Regions from separate parts of the Homo sapiens genome. Here region 2 is linked to region 1. The links are chromatin loops, found by intact Hi-C in ENCODE. Cell type or tissue: mammary epithelial cell. All regions are shown on one strand. Each heading gives the region's core, and the rest is flanking DNA. Links, peaks and the distances in the headings are about the cores only.

What was found. A loop is a pair of places that touch in the nucleus more often than their neighbours do. Peaks named below come from ENCODE experiments on the same cell type or tissue, not always from the same donor. Only the 100,000 strongest peaks of a DNase experiment are listed, where the experiment ranks them.
Region 2: a loop joins it to region 1, with 8 times the contacts of the local background. A loop is called at or near these places in 7 of 110 quality-filtered maps.

The regions. Positions count from the first base shown.
Region 1 is chr11:111,453,783-111,456,691 of GRCh38, forward strand. It overlaps a transcript of BTG4 not described here. Among named protein-coding and RNA genes, the nearest start is that of MIR34BHG, 55 kb to the right of the region's middle. In mammary epithelial cell, for the core only: CTCF peaks have their summits at 1,105 (motif pointing right) and 1,572; a DNase peak (open chromatin) is centred at 989.
Region 2 is chr11:111,508,859-111,511,767 of GRCh38, forward strand. All of the region lies in intron 1 of BTG4 (BTG anti-proliferation factor 4), which reads right to left. MIR34BHG (MIR34B and MIR34C host gene) reads left to right here and starts at 1,744. Exons shown (of 2, transcript NR_147706.1): 1 at 1,744-2,014. RefSeq lists an enhancer at 1,184-2,383. In mammary epithelial cell, for the core only: no CTCF peak of the experiment used is centred there; a DNase peak (open chromatin) is centred at 1,683; H3K4me3 peaks cover 984 bases; H3K27ac peaks cover 1,636 bases.

The DNA of each region.
Region 1 (2,909 bases), core at 92-2,591:
AAAGAGACATCTAAACACACTTTCCAAAAGAAACATAGTATAACCGTGTACAAAGCAGCCAAGTTACACAGTGACCAGTACTATCTAGAGGAGCAAGTTGCAGAAGGTATTTATTGTATGTCACACTGAAGGGTTCCCCTTCTATCCTTGCTACTCACAGCATGGTCCTCAGACAGCCACACTGGGATTTGTTTGTGCTCCTAGAACTTTAATGTAGATATGAATTTCCTGGGGATCTTCTGCTTCAGTAGGTCTTGGATGAGGCCTGAGATTCTGCATTTCTAACAAATTCCTCAGTAGCACTGATGCTCCTTACCCAAGAACTACACTTTCAGTAGCAAGACTGTGCCTGGACTGTTGAGGCTCTATAGGAAGAAGATGCATGGAAGATCTGTAGGGAAGCTCATATTTGCATTTCAGGAGGATAATCCTTCTTCCCTCCGACCCCCACAGGTGGGAGCTGGGAGGCTGAGGAGCAGGTAGATCTGGAGTGGTTTGACACAGAGGCCTTCTTTGGAGACTGCCTCAGGCAGTCTCTGTCAGTGACAGCCAAACTCAGCCACACGAAGGAAGAGGTAACTGGCAGCTCCAGGCAACACTTCTACCCAAGACTGGAGGAACATGTGGGGCTAGAAAGAGTCTCCTCTTCAGGAGAGTTGGTTATAGGACATAGAGTCCAAAGAATATGGAACATAGAGTCCTAAAGGAATCAGAATAAAGGAGAGTATATGGGAAGGGGAGATAGAGGATTTCAGATTAAAATTAGAACTGATTTCATGAAACCTAGGGCTTCGGACCAGTAATAGGGATTCTACCAAGGCCACCATTGGAGTTCCTTCTCAGATCTCCATCCCTAGTCCTCGGTAGCCCAACTAGGTGAGCAAATTTATGCCAGTAGATGGCAGGCATTAGAAGCAAAAAGAATACATTAGAAGTCCAAGTACCAAAACTGGGCCAGGGCTTCCCCAGCAGAATGTGCATGCTGAGACTGGCTGGGACGAGCCAGTGTCTGTCCTCATTCACTCTTTCCAAGTGTCTGGGTTGGGGGTTGGGGGTTGGGGGGTGGGGTTCTGGAGTCTCTCCAGCTGTTGGCAGCAGGGGGCGCTGCAATCACAACAGTGAGAGGCTGGGTGGCTCCGGGAACAGAGTTCACACACACTCAATCCACCCTCTCTCACAGCTCAAACTCCTCTACCTTAAACTTCTGGGTGAAGCCCGTTCTCTCCAGCAGCTGTGGGGAACAAGGCGCTGCCTCCCAGCCTCCGCTAACCGGCTTCTGAGGAGCGTGCAGAGGGAGCAGCAGCAGGTGGGCTTGGTTCACGCCTTCCTCTCTGGTCTCTGTGCCCAAACACAACTCCCTCCCCTCACTGAGGTCCAGGCTCCCTCCCTTAGCACCTCCCCAACCTGTTCCATCTCCCTGGCCCTAAAGCTCTTACCTACAGTTCCCACCATCTCTGGGAATTTCTCATCCCCTTTGCCGCTGCTGCCATGCCTGTCCAGAATAACTCTGGAGTTCCCAAGGTGAGTGGGGTGTCCCCGAGCTTGCTGTCCCTGGTGGCTGTAGCGCCTGCAGGTGAGCAGGCAGGGTTGTCTCTGACCCAGGCTGCTGAGGCAGCTGCCTGGGCTGCAGAAGAGAAGGCCAGCCGGAGGAGGCACCTGGCAGGCGAGTACGCAGCCAGCCTTCGTCACCAACTCAAGCTCCTTCGCCAAAACCTCCTCGGGAGGCAGGAGCAGTGGGCCTCTTTCTGCTCGACGCTGAGGGAGGTTCAGCAGCAGTTGAAAGCACAGATGGGCTCCAGGTCAGAGAAATCCTCTCCGGCTGGGCAGAACCCAGAAAAGTGTGGATCTGGCCAACCTGGATCAGACTTAGGGAGACATGAAATGGGGAGGAGAGAATGTGGCTGCAGGGGGTCCCGGAACTGGCCAAAACAAAACGTCCTTTTCCCACCCCTGATTGCTCCTGTGCCCCTGCAGGGCAGTTCCCCAGCTGGACACGGTGCTGGGCCACCTGTCCCAGGTCGTGCTGCAGGAGGGCCACCGCCTGAAGGCCTGGGGCATTCTGGGCACCGGCACTGGGGCGGAGCTACTGAGGCCAGGTGAGCTTTGCTTGGGCCTCAGCCAGGGCCCCCCAGGAAACCTGGCCCTGAATCAGGGCAACTAGCCCTGTAGAAACTCCAGTTCCACCCCCAGACACCCAGCAGGGGAGGAGAGGTAGAAGAGGGCAAAACAGAGCGGACACCCCAAGGTCGGGAGGGGCTTCCCATGCAATGCCTGCCCAAAAGAAGAAGGAGCCTCGAAAGTGGGAAGAACCAAGGAAGAAACAAAGCCATGGCAAGTCATAGCTTTATAGATCCGGAGGCACTTCCTGAAAATAAAAGCCTGGCAGATGAAGGCAAACGGCCAAGTTTGGTAAATGATGAACCTGTCTTGGGGTCTCGCAGGCCTGCTGAGTCCTGGGAATCCCGTAGCCCCCCTGTAGGCTGTTGCCACCATTTCCCGAGGCTTTTCCAGTCTCTGCCGGCCTGCGCAATGATATCACAATGGCACGTGGAATACTGCTCTGGAGTTAGCAAAGATGAGACCCCTGCCCCCTCAGGAGCACAATGTCTGTGGAGGCTGGGGAGGAGTTCTCACCAGCTCCTTCCAGTCACCAGCCAAGGGAGTCCCCGCATGTTCCCTCTCCCACCGGCCCCCAGCCCAGGGCTGAGCAGGCAATGATTGCTTTCCTGCAGCCCCAGCAGGCCCTCCTGGTGCTGATGACATCAGTGTGAACCCCGTCACCAAGTTGATGGTCCCTGGCCCCAACTCCTTGATGCTTCCAGCCAGCGGCCACGCAGGCTCCATACCCCCTGGCTACTTCATCCACCCTGACACTGGGAGGGTGCTGCCCGAGGCTGGACACCTGGGAT
Region 2 (2,909 bases), core at 318-2,817, 55 kb after region 1:
AATTATCTATATATACACACATTGTCCATCTCACCAACTAGACCACATAAATCCTTAGAGATTGTTCTCTAAAGATGGAAAATATGCAACCTGTTTGCTCCTACTGAAGCCATACCTAAGAGCTCCGGCAACTTTAATTATAGAGACTATTTTGTTAGACTGCTTATGATTTACCTGAAAGATAAATTAACATTTTATACTGAAAGCAACAGTATTGATTAATCAATAAATATAAACAAGAAGCTAATTAAGAATCTGGTGCACTCTTACTAATGAGAGTACAATGAAATGAAACTAGAAATATGGAATTATAAAAACCGCTGGCAGTTCATTTTAGCTCAAAAGAAAATCTTCTCCCATAAATAGATTCAATTATTTTTAGTTCTTCAAAGGCACTGAATTGACTTCAATTTAGTCTTGCTTCAACATATAAACTAGTTTCTAGGTATACTATCAAGAAGTTTAATAATCTGACATTTATTGATCTATAAACCAAGATATGGTTTTATATTTCCTATGAGTAAATATGCATTTAAAAAAACAGGTTTAGGCCAGGTGCAGTGGCTCACTCCTGTAATGCTAGCACTGTGAGAGGCCAAGGGGGGTGCGGTGGATCGCCTGAGGTCAGGAGTTCGAGACCAGCCTGGCCAACATAGTGAAACCCCATCTCTACTAAAAATACAAAAAATTAGCCAGGCATGGTGGTGGGCGCCTGTAATCCCAGCTACTCAGGAGTATGAGGCAAAAGAATCGCTTGAACCTAGGAGACAGAGGTTGCAGTGAGCCAAGATCACGTCACTGCACTCCAGCTTGGGCAATAAGAGCAAAACTCCATCTCAAAAAAAAACAAAAACAAAAACAAAAACAAAAACAAAACAGGTTTATAAAGAAGCTGCTAAAATCCAGTAATTTCTAATTAGTCTAATTCTTCATTTCTTCCTCTTCCAACAACATCCTTCAAAAGCTGTGGGAGATGGTGAGTTTGTATGTATTGAAGGGAGGGATATGTTGTCTCCAATTGTCTCCATCTTTTTTTTTCTTTTTTCTTTTTTCTTTTTTTTTTTTTTTTTTGAGATGGAGTCTTGCTCTGTCACCCAGGCTGGAGTGCAGTGGCACGATCTCGGCTCACTGCAACCTCTGCCTCCCGGGTTCAAGCTATTCTCCCACCTCAGCCTTCCAAGTAGCTGGAACTACAGGCGCGCACCACCACGCCCAGCTGATTTTTGTATTTTTAGTAGAGACAGGGTTTCACCATGTTGGCCAGGATGGTCTCTATCTCTTGACCTCGTGATCCGCCCGCCTTGACCTCCCAAAGTGCTGGGATTACAGGTGTGAGCCACAACCCCCGGCCTGTCTCCACCTTTTCTAATTCCCAATTCCCATCAATCTAGTCTTGTATCTAGAAGTGGTAAATTAAGTCAATATAAATGTGCCAAAGCTAAAGCAGAAGGTATTTGTTTTCTACACTCTTCTTGGCTTCCTCCTAGTCATCAACCTTGTCTCTCCTGATAGCTCCTTTTCCATCTCCCTAATCACCAAAAGCCCAGAAATTAAAACAGTAAACAATTCCCCTGAAAGGTGCCTTCCTTGTACTGTCTAAAACAAATGCAATCCTCTGTGTGGGCATTTAAAACACCACAAGCATTCTTACTTAGATTAAATCATGGGTCTCCCTGGTCTCCAGGCATGCCTAGACATGAACCATAAAGGGAATGAGATCCTTGGAGTTTCTCTAGTAACTGCAGGCCAAATCAACAGCAACCCTAAGAACAAGCATTCTTTTTTTTTTTTCAACAGAACTAGGCCACACATATTTTTTGTCGTTATTTAAATTTTTAGTTGTACTACATAGAAAATAAACTCATTTTAAAAAGTTATTTCAGTAGGCAATGCATCTTCATGACTTTTACATATGAGTTTTATTTTTTATTACTTTTGAAGAAAAGTCTGTAGAAACCTACTTTTCAAGGCATCTGACCCAACCATTGCCTTGGATGGCAGCAATCCAGCTCAGGTAAGATATTTAAGATGCAACTAATAATCATAAAACATCAGTTGGGAAGAAGTGTTCGATATAGTATTGGGTAAAAGTGACTAACAATTTGGTAGAAGAGAATCATTTTTATAACTATCTCCTAACCAAGATTTCTCTAAGTCTGCATATTGTTAATGGAATGAAGACTATTTTGCTCCTAGTTTCATGTATGTATATTTAGGTGAATGTGAGTCATTTATGTAATGTGTGCTAAAACACCGTGCCCCTCACAAAGATAAGATGAATACAAAATACAGTTATTGTAGATGGCTTGTCTTTCACAATTTAATTCTACGAGTTAATTTTTACAATTAACATTTTCTGTGCTACATATTTTGTATTTTGGTTTCTTTCCCTTCACTATGGGGTGTACAGAACAAAGTATGCATTTGGAAAAAAAGTGCTGTCTTTCATATGCAAAGAAAATGCTATAACTTATTCAAACATCCTTGGGCAGTTCTTTAGTTGTTTTAATAGTGTGAGTTTGTAGTTTGTATTGAATGATCCAGATGACCTGCCCCTGTTCATGTTACTTGTGGCATCTATGAGACCATTTGCTGGTTTTAGGGAATCAATCTATAGGTGGGAAGTTTTCTTTTGCAGAAACTAATTTAGAACTAAGCCTTTGGTGTCAGCAATGGGTGCTCTATACTGGATGCATGAAGACCATATTTCTAGGGGAGGCTGCTTCCAGCTGAATTTCACAAGGTGAGGATAAAGAGAACATTCCTTATCCTCTCCTGATTAATTCATTAAAGGCAAAGGAGGGGAAGGAAAGTTATTAGCAGAGATCTCCCAGAAGTCCTCTGTAACTGTCCCTTTTGCCCAACTGTCACAAGATACTGTTTTTCTGGCATCCACAGCCCTAACCCTG